Regions from separate parts of the Homo sapiens genome. Here region 1 is linked to region 2. The links are chromatin loops, found by intact Hi-C in ENCODE. Cell type or tissue: HCT116. All regions are shown on one strand. Links, peaks and the distances in the headings refer to the core of each region. The heading gives the core; the rest is flanking DNA. Region 1 has its middle 2.7 kb from the start of SLC6A16. Region 2 has its middle 36 kb from the start of MIR4324.

Region 1 (5,383 bases), core at 325-5,324, 55 kb before region 2:
GACTGATGTGCACTAACGTTTGAGAACAGCAATTCTACCCATTGAATTCACCTGATCCCCTCCTCCTTTACTGGCAAATTCCCTCTTGCTTTTCCTCCTTCCTTCTTCACTGGCTGGTTCTCCTCAATCTTCATTGGATCGTCCTTTTTCTAGCTTCTAAAATTTGGGGAGTCCTAGCCCTTTCTAGCTACACTCACTCACGAGATGATATCATGCAGTGCCATAGTGTTCATCGCAATCTACAATACTGTTGACTTACCAATTTATATGCCTAGCCTCAAACTTTCCCCTGAACTGCGGACTCAGGAAGATTCATTTCCCAGGTCTCCTTGCAGTGAAGGACAACTTAACCTCTGCCTTTGGCTGTATAATTGACATCTCAAACTTAACACGCCCAAAACGAAACTATTGATTCCCTCCCACCTCCTGCACACTCCAGTACTTTCCTTTTCAGTAAATTGTCACTCCATCTTCCAATTCTTCAGGCCCAAAGTTTTGGAGTCTTTTTTTTTTTTTTGAGGTCTTGCTCTGTCACACAAGTGGGAGGGCACTGGCACGATCATGACTCATTGCAGCCTCAATCTCCTGGGCTCAAGTGATCTTCCCACTCAGCCTCCTGAGTAGCTGGGACAACAGATGCGTGCCACCACACCTGGCTATTAAAAAACACTTTTCTTTCCTTTAAGAGACAAGGCCGGGCTGGGCACGGTGGCTCACGCCTGTAATCCCAGCACTTTGGGAGGCCGAGGCGGGCGGATCACGAGTTCAGGAGATCGAGACCATCCTGGCTAACACAGTGAAACCCCCGTCTCTACTAAAAATACAAAAAATTAGCCAGGCGTAGTGGCGGGCGCCTGTAGTCCCAGCTATTCGGGAGGCTGAGGCAGGAGAATGGTGTGAACCTGGGAGGCAGAGCTTGCAGTGAGTGGAGATCGCACCACTGCACTCCAGCCTGGGCGACAGAGCGAGACTAGACTGTCTCAAAAAAAAAAAAAAAAAAAAAAAAAGACAAGGCCTTGCTATGTTGCCCAGGCTAGTATCCTACTATCAAACTCCTAGCCTCAAGCAATCCTCCCACCTCGCCCTTGCAAAGTGCTGGGACTACAGGTGCAAGCCACCGCTCCCGGCTGAGTCATTCTTGATTCCTCTCTTTCTCTCAGACCCCAAACCTAATCACCATTAGTTTTCTAATGCTCTGTAACAAATTACCCCAAATTTAGCAGTTTAAAACAATAAACATTTCTTAGGCCAGGAGCGGTGGCTCACTGTAATCCCAGCACTTTGGGAGGCTGAGGCAGGCAGATTACGAGGTCAGGAGTTCGAGACCAGCCTGACCAACATAGTGAAACCCCGTCTCTACTAAAAATACAAAAATTAGCTGGATGTGGTCCCACCTGTAGTCCCAGCTACTCGGGAGGCTGAGGCAGGAGAATTGCTTGAACCTGGGAGGCGGAGGTTGTGGTGAGCTGAGATCGCACCACTGCACTGCAGCCTGGGCAACAGAGCAGGACTCTATCTCAAAAAAAAAACACAATAAACATTTCTTACCTACTGTAGTTTTTGTGGGTCAGGAATCTGGGAGCAGCTTAGTTGGATGATTTCTGCTCACAGTGTTTTATGAGGTTGCAGTCAAGATGTTGGCTGGGGCTGTAGTCATCTGGAGATTTAACTACGGCTGGAGGATCCACTTCACCATGGTTCACTCACCTGGTGCTGGTTGCTGGCAGGAAATTTCAGCTCTTCTCTTATATGGATCTCTTCACAGATTGCTTGAGTGTCCTCACCGTATGGTGACTGGCTTCCTTTACAGAAATCAGTTGAAGGGAATGGGCAAGTAAGAAACAGCAATGCTTTTTATGACCTAGTCCTGAAGTTCCCCACCATTACTTATGTTCATTGGAAGCCAGTTGCTAAGGAGAGCCTGCACTCAAAGATTGGGGAAATAGACTTTATCTTTCAAAGTGTTGAAGAATTTGCAGACGTATTTTAAAACCACCACACAATCCATCAACACATCATGTCGGCTCTATTCTTGAAATAGATCCAGAATTTGACCACTTTTCACCATCTCCATTGCTATTACCCAGATCTAATCAACACCATCACTTGCCTGGACTAGAGATTTCCTCCTCACTGGGCTCTCTGCTTCTATCTTTAGCCCATTGCTATGATTTGGCTGTGTCCCCACCCAAAATCTCATCTTGAATTATAATCTTCATAATCCCCATGTGTCAAAGGAGAGACCAGGTGGAGGTAACTGAATCATGGGGGTGGTTTCCCCAGGCTGTTTTTGTGATAGTGAGTGAGTTCTCATGAGATCTGATGGTTTTATAAGGGGCTCTTCCCTCCTTTGCTTGTGAAGAAGGTGCCTTTTTTCCCCTTTGCCTTCTGCCATGATTGTAAGTTTCCTGAGGCCTCCCCAGCCAAGCTGAACTGTGAGTCAATTAAACCTCTTTTCTTCGTAAATTACCCAGTCTTGAGCAGTTCTTTACAGCAGTGTGAAAACAGAGGAATACACCCATACATGCTATTCTCTGCCCAGAAGCCAGGGGGAGCCTGCCATTAAAATGAAAGTCACTCCTTGACTCAGAACCCTCAAATAGCTTTCATCTCACCCAGAAAAAAAAGAAAAAAATTCCGACCATGACCTATAAGGGCCTCCAAATAATACTCTGGCCCCTGCCACTGCTCTGATCTGATCTGTTGCTACCCTTTCCTCAATCACTGGGATCCATTCATATCAGACTCTTTGCCATTTCCAGAACCCATCAAGTGTACTTCTTGCCTCAAGGCTTTTGCTGTTGCCATTTTCTTTGCCTGGAATGTTCTTCCCTATGCTGTTCACAAGGCTCCCTTCCTTCAGCTCTCTGCTGAAATATCACTTTCCCCAAGAGTCCTTCTTGACTACCCTGTCTAAAGTAACTCCCTATCAGCACTCTTACTCTCTGAAATTCTTTCTATTTAGGCATTTACTTTCTTTGTGCAACTGGAACGTAAAATCTTTTTCATAACTATATCCCAGGGGTCTAGGACAGTGTGGGGCACATCATTCAATAAATATTTATTGACCGACTGAGACTTTTCCTGGTGCCTTGAACACACAGTTTGCCCTGCCTCAGGGCCTTTGCACAGCCTCAAGGCTTGAGATGTTCACACACATTTTTCACCTAGCAAATAATCCTTTAAGCCTCAACTCCAGTGTTATTTCCTTAGAGAAATCCTCCTTCTAAATTAGGTCTATGGGCCGGGCGCAGTGGCTCACGCCTGTAATCCCAGCACTTTGGGAGGCTGAGGCGGGCGGATCACCTGAGGTCAGGAGTTCAAGACCAGCCTGGCCAACATGGCAGGCTGACTCTACTAAACCCTGACTCTACTAAAAATATGAAAATTAACCAGGCGTAATGGCAGGCACCTGCAACCCCAGCTACTCGGAAGGCTGAGGCAGGGAGAATTGCTTGAACCCGGGAGGCAGAGGTTGCAGTGAGCCGAGATTATGCCACTGCACTTCAGCCTGGGTGACAAAGTGAGATTGTCTCAAAAAAAAAAAAAATTCGATAGAAATAAATAGGTCTGTGGCCCTTTTCTGTCGCAGCACTTTTTTTTTTTTCCTTGAGACAGGGTCTTACCCCATCACCCAGGCTGGAGTGTAGTAGTGTGATCTTGGCTTACTGCAACTTCTGCCTCATGGTTTTAAGTGATTCTTGTGCCTCAGCCACCCGAGTAGCTGGGATTACAGGCGTGCACCACCACACCTGGCTCGTTTTTGTATTTTTAGTAGAGATGGGGTTTCACCATGTTGGCCAGGCTGGTCTTGAACTCCTGGCCTCATGTGATCCGCCCACCTTGGCCTCCCAAAGTGCTGGGATTACAGGCGTGAGCCACCATGCCCGGCCTGTCATAGCACTTAATACAATTTATAATCATGTAATTATTTGAGATTCATCATATATCTGTTTTCTTGTTGTGTGAAGCAAAACGAGGGCAGGAATGGGGTCTGTTTTGTTCTCTACACTATTCCCAGTTCCTAGCATTTAGTAGACTCTCGATAAATACGTGTTGAAAGATTGAATGATTCCCAAAGATTGTGATGAATTCTTACAGCACCCCCAAAATTTCCTCTTCATCTCTTTGTTCAATCATAACAATTTAAGCCTTTCATTCTCAAAGTGTGGCTCAGGGACTCCTGGGGGCTCTTGAAACACTTTTGGGGGTCCATGAGGTGAACATTATTTTCATAATACTACTAAGATATTATTTGCCTTTCACTTTCATTTCCTCTTTGAATATAGTGATGTTTGCCAGAAGCTACAAGACATGAGCTATTTTGACACACTCAGTGCAGAAGCAGATATGAGAATCCAGCTGTCTTCTATGAAGCCAGACATTAGAGAGATTTGCAAAAATGTAAAATGATGCCATTCTTCTCCCCAAATTTTTTCTTTTTTTTCCTTTTTTTTTTTGAGACGGAGTCTTGCTCTGTTGTCTAGGCTGGAGTGCAGTGGCAAAATCTCGGCTCATTGCAACCTCTGCCTCCTGGGTTCCAACGATTCTCCTGCCTCAGGCTCCCGAGTAGCTGGGATTACAGGTGTGTGCCACCACGCCCGGCTAATTTTTTTTTTTTTTGACTTTTAGTAGAGACGGGGTTTCATCATGTTGGCCAAGCTAGTCTCGAACTCCTGACCTCGTGATCCACCCGCCTTGGCCTCCCAAAGTGCTGGGATTACAGGCGTCAGCCACCGCGCCCAGCGCCAAAATTTCTTTTGGAGTAGAAATTATAGTTATTTTAAATAAAAATGTTATTTTGACACATAATGAATTTTTAAACAATGACTATTTTAGAAATTTATTTTAATATTGATAGATACAACTCACATAAACATACAACCCATATAAATGTAACTCATAAATTATTGGAGTCCTTAATAATTCTTAAGAGACCGGAAAGTATGAGAACGGATGACCTAAGTAAATCTTTGAGTTTTTAATTCTTGTCTGCAGCCCTAGTAGGCTTCTGAGCTCTCTTAAGGCAACGTCCCTGTCTGCCTTGTTGGACGCATATTTAAGGTTTGGTTTCTAGTAGGCGATCTTTAAGTAAATGCGAAAGGTTTGAAGGCTAGAAGGAATGAATGAGACGATTCTCCCACTTCCTACCCTCTTCTTCCTTACATGAAGTGGAAGCAAAGTGCATGTGCCAGAGAAAGGCCTTGTCTTAGAGCCCCGCCTGAAGCGTGGCATCGTGGGTGTCGGGGTGGGGTGCGGTGGGGAAGGGAGTGGCGCGTGAGCAGTCAGAGGATGTGCACACGTGCGTGCGTGTGGGGAGAGAGCAGGGAGTTGGGGAGGGCGAAGTGGTTACAGTGTTTGCTACAGCTGTAGGGAAAGAGTG
Region 2 (5,383 bases), core at 123-5,122:
AATAAGCCGTTGAATGACCGCCCCCCACTACGTTTGTTCCTGATAAACTTCAATCACATCTTCTTCCTCCATTCCCAGTTCTTTTGGAGTATGATTATCAGCAATTCTCTGACCCTCAAAGAGAAACCGAGTGGATTCATTGGAATACCCTGTCTTTGACAGTATGATTCTTTGAGTTTCTTGAGATGTGTTGTCATTTTCACTTTGAAGTGAATCTCACTGCTATCCTGTCCAGTGACTTTGAGTTTAATATATTCACCTTCCTTCTTATCCCCCAAGTCCTCAGTTGAAGGTTTTGCCTCCTGGTCAGACATGATGACAGTGGCTTCACCCAGGGGTCTCCACACAGCAGCGGCCTCGAGTAGGCAGAACCGCACTCCAGGGTTCACAAATCCATCTCCCTTCCCTAAAATTGTTCATTTCTAATATGACTAAGTATCTATTAAATCGTATTTGTTTGCATTATTCAATTTCTCTATGTCCTTTTTTTTCTCTATTAGATCTGTGAGTTCTGAAAAAGTTGTATGATAATTGCCATCGTAGTTATATTTTGATCAATTTCTTTTTGGTTTTATACGTGTTTTGCCTTAAATATTTAGCTCTCCAGTTGTTTGGTACATATAGGCTTGTGGCTGTTATTTTTTTCTTTGCGTGTTGAGCATGTACCATACGTCTCTAATGTGCTCGGTACTTTTAATCTTAAATATTGTTTCCTGATACTCAGATTTCAATCTTGGCTAGGATGGTTGGGGCATTTGCTTTACAATAAATCATTCAGGTGAACATTTCAGTTTTGTACACTTTTTGGAATATGTGTATTTTATAATAAAAAGGAGATAGGTTAGTATGCAAGAAGAAAGCAAAACTCGCCCAAAAAAGGAAATCTGGCCGGGCGCAGTGGCTCACGCCTGTAATCCCAGCACTTTGGGAGGCCAAGGCAGGCGGATCACGAGGTCAGGAGTTCAAGACCAGCCTGACGAACATGATGAAACCCCGTCTCTACTAAAAATACAAAAATTAGCTGGGCATGGTGGTGCACGCCTGAAATCCCAGCTACTTGGGAGGCTGAGGCAGGAGAATCGCTTGAACCTGGGAGATGGAGATTGCAGTGAGCCGAGATCGGGCCTCTGCACTCCAGCCTGGGTGACAGAGCAAGACTCTGTCTCAAAAAAAAAAAAAAAAAAAAAAAATCTATAAATACAGTACTAAGATTAATGAGTGAGTTTATCAAGGTTGCTGGATACAGGGTTAATAGAACAATATTAGTAGCGTTTCTACATACCAGCAAGAAATAAATAGGTAATGAAAAATATAAAGATAACATTTATAATAACATGAAGCTATTTTAAGTGCCTAGGAATAGATCTAATAAAAAAAATACAAAACTTCTATGCCAAAACCTATAACCATTATTATTATTATAGACAGGGTCTCTCTGTTGCCCAGGCTGGAGTGCAGTGGCATGATCTTGGCTCACTGCAACCTCTGCCTCCCAGCTTCAAGAGATTCTTGCGCCTCAGGCTCCTGAATAGCTGGGACTAAAGGCATGCACCACCATGCCCAGCTAATTTTTTGTATTTTTGGCAGAGATGAGGTTTCACCATCGTGCCCAGGCTGCTCTTGAACTCCTGACCTCAGGTGATCTGCCCGCCTTGGCCTTTCAAAGTGCTGGGATTACAGGGGTCAGCCACCATGCCCAGCCTATAATCATTATTATTATCAAGAACAGTGTTAATCCATGAGGATTAACAGATTTAAGCATGAAAGGCAAATTTATAAAGTGTTTAGAAGTTATGTGGAAGAATAACTTCATGATCTGGGGGTTAAGAAAGACGTATTAGGGCCGGGCGCGGTGGCTCATGCCTGTAATCCCAGCACTTTGGGAGGCCGAGGCGGGCAGATCACCTGAGGTTGGGAGTTTGAGACCAGCCTGACCAACATGAAGAAACCCCATCTCTACTAAAAATACAAAATTAGCCAGGTGTGGTGGTGCATGCCTATAATCTCAGCTACTCGGGAGGCTGAGGCAGGAGAATGGCTTGAACCTGGGAGGTGGAGGTTGCGGTGAGCCAAGATCGCGCCATTGCACTCCAGTCTGGGCAACAAGAGCGAAACTCTGTCTCAAAAAAAAAAAAAAAAAAGAAAGAAAGATGTATTAAATAGCTTTTAGAAAATATTAACCATGAGGGAACTGATAAATTTGAGTTCATTAAAATTTAGAACATTTTTTCATCAAAAGACACCAATATAATAATAACAATAATAATAATTTATAGGTTTTGGTATAGAAGTTTTGTACTTTTGTGTTAGATCTATTCCTAGGCACAGAAAATATCTTGTTATTATAAATGTTATCTTTATTTTTTTATTACCTATTTATTTCTTGCTGGTATGTAGAAACGCTATTAATATTGTTTTCTATTAACCCTGTATCCAGCAACCTTGCTAAACTCACTCATTAATCCTAGTAATGTATTTATAGATTTTTTTTTTTTTGAGACAGAGTTTTGCTCTTGTTGCCCAGGCTGGAGTGCAATGGCATGATCTCGCAGACTGCAACCTCCACCTTCTGGGTTCAGTGATTCTTCTGCCTCAGCCTCTCGAGTAGCTGGGACTAAAGGCATACGCCACCATGCCTGGCTAGTTTTGTATTTTTAGTAGAGATGGGGTTTCACCATGTTGGCCAGGCTGGTCTCGAACTCCTGACCTCAGGTGATCTGCCCACCTAGGCCTCCCAAAATGCTGGGATTACAGGCATGAGCCATTGCGCCCGGTGATTTTTTTCCTTTTTATATACAGAATCATATCCATAAATAATAGTTTTATTTCTTCTTTTCTAAACCATTTTTTTCATTTTATTGTACCTTGTGTCAATGACTCATTGCCACCATAATGCTGCATAACAAACCACCTCAAACTTCAATGACTTAAAACAAGAATTTTTTATTACAGCTTATGAGTCATTATTTTGGGCTCAGCTAATATAAAAGGGAATGGGCTGCCTCTTGGCTAATCTAGACTAGCTTGAGCTAGTACCACTGGAGTGATTCAGCTCTAATATATATTTCAGTTTCCAGCAGATTAGCCCAGACATGTCCTCATAGCGATGGCGGAAGAGTTAGAGAATAAGCAGTAACAAGTAAGGTCTCTTGCAGCACAGGCGCTGAATCGGCATACAAGCCCAGGTTCAAGGAGCAGGAGAGTAGATATGATCTTAGACAAACTGTAGAATCACATTGCAGAGGGGGTGGATATAGGAAAAATTGAAGACTTGGTACCATGAAGGCCATCAGTCTACACAAACTTTAAATTCAATTTGACTAGAAGGGATGGTGGCAGACATCCTTGTCTTATTCCTGACTTTGAAGGAAAACCCTTCAATGTTTTATCAAGTATAATGTTTACTTTATGCTTTTTTTATAAATACCTCCTATGAAATTAAAGATGTTCTTTTCTACTCTAATTTGCTAAGAGGTTGGCTTTTATCTTATTTTTTATTTTGTAGAGAAGGGATCTCGCTGTGTTGCAAGGGCTTATCTCAAACTCTTGGCCTCAGGCAGTCCTCCTGCCTCATCCTCCCAAAGTCCTGTCCTGGGATCACAGCACGAGCCACCATGCCCAGCTACTTTTGTTAATAAATGAATGGTTATTGGGTTTCATCAAATATTCTACAAATTGAGATGGTCATATGATCTGTATCCTTATTATGTTATCACTGATTTTCTTTTAAGCAAAATCATTTGTGATATATAGTTTTCATGTATTGATGGATTTCATTTGCTGGTTATTTTTTGGGACCTTTGCATCAAGGTTTATGAATGACATTGGTGTGTGATTTTATCATAATTCCCTTGCTAGACTAGGTACTCAAGTTATACTCGTCTTGCCACTTTTTCTATTCTGGAAGATTTTACACCAAACTGACAGCATTTACTTCTTAAATGTCTGACACGATTCAGTGAAGTCATCTTCACCAGAAGTTTGCTTTGGAGCAAAGTTACTAATTACAGAAGCAATTTATTCAGTGGTCCCCAATCTTTTTGGCACTAGTGTGGGGGGTGGTTTCAGGATGAAACTGTTCCACCTCAGATCATCACACATTCCATTCTCATAAGGAGCGTGCAACCTAAATCCCTCACATGCACAGTTCACAGCAGGGTTCTAGCTCCTGTGAGAACCTAATGCTGCCGTTGATCTCACAGGAGACAGAGTTCAGGCAATAATCCCTGCTTGCCTTCCACTCAACTCCTGCTGTTTGGCTGGTTCCTAACAGGCCACAGTCAGTCAGGTTTACTAATTGTTCAAATATTTTTTATATAGGCATTTATTGCTTTAAGTTTCCCTCTTAGTACTGCTTTTGCTGTATTTGTAGGTTTTATTATTTTTATTTATTCATTTAATCTTTGAGACAGAGTCTCACTCTGTTGCCCAGGCTGGAGTGCAATGGCACAATCTCGGCTCACTACAACCTCTGCCTCCCGGGTTCAAGTGATTCTCCTGCCTCAGCCCCCTGAGTAGCTGGGACTACAGGCACCCATTGCCATGCCTGGCTAATTTTTGTATTTTTTGTATTTTCACTATGTTGGCTAGGCTGGTCTCGAAATCCTGACCTCAAGTGATCCTCCCGCCTCGGCCTCCAAAAGTGCCGGGATTACAGGCATGAGCCACCATGCCCAGCCTCCACAGGTTTCAATATGCTGTATTCCCATTTTCCTTTGTGTCGAATTTCCTTTTTGATTTCTTTATCAACCCATTGGTGGTTTAGGAGCATGTTGCTTAATTTCCAAATATTTGTTTCCAATGTTCTGCCTATTAATTTCTAGATTTACTCTATTGTCAAAAAAGATAATATGATTTAGCTTTTTAAAATTTGTTAAGACTTGTATTATGGCCTAACATATCATCTATACTAGATAATGTTCCATGTGGTTTTGAGAAGAATGTGTATTCCATGGCTACTGGATGGAAGGTTCTGTAAGTGTCTTGTTAGGTCTGTTTGGTCTGGAGTGTAGTTTAACTCTGATATTTCTTTGTTGATTTTTGTCTGGATGATCTGTCCATTGCTGAAAGTGGAGTGTTGAAATCCTCTACTATTACTGTATTGCAGTCTATCTCTCCCTTTAGGTTTATTTAAGATTTGCTTTATAAATTTAGATGTTCCAATATTGGGTGCATATATATTTATTATTGTTATATCCTCTTGTTGAATTGACTATTTTACCATTCTATAATGGCCTCTTTGTCTCTTTTTACAGTTTTAGGCTTAAGATCTATTTTATCTGATATAACTACTTGTTCTTTTTTGCTTTGCATTTGCAGGAAATATCTTCCCATCCCTTCACTTTCAGTCTGTGTGTGTCCTTTCAGGTGAAGCGAGTCTTTT

What was found. A loop is a pair of places that touch in the nucleus more often than their neighbours do. Peaks named below come from ENCODE experiments on the same cell type or tissue, not always from the same donor. Only the 100,000 strongest peaks of a DNase experiment are listed, where the experiment ranks them.
Region 1: it touches region 2 in a loop (2.7-fold over the local background); 12 of 110 quality-filtered maps call a loop at or near these places.

The regions. Positions count from the first base shown.
Region 1 is chr19:49,325,247-49,330,629 of GRCh38, reverse strand. It overlaps a transcript of SLC6A16 not described here. Among named protein-coding and RNA genes, the nearest start is that of SLC6A16, 2.7 kb to the right of the region's middle. RefSeq lists a silencer at 3,181-3,332 and an enhancer at 4,126-4,275. In HCT116, for the core only: CTCF peaks have their summits at 2,350 and 2,552; a DNase peak (open chromatin) is centred at 2,519.
Region 2 is chr19:49,270,050-49,275,432 of GRCh38, reverse strand. It overlaps the pseudogene SUMO1P4. Among named protein-coding and RNA genes, the nearest start is that of MIR4324, 36 kb to the left of the region's middle. In HCT116, for the core only: no CTCF peak of the experiment used is centred there; a DNase peak (open chromatin) is centred at 2,972; H3K27ac peaks cover 2,523 bases.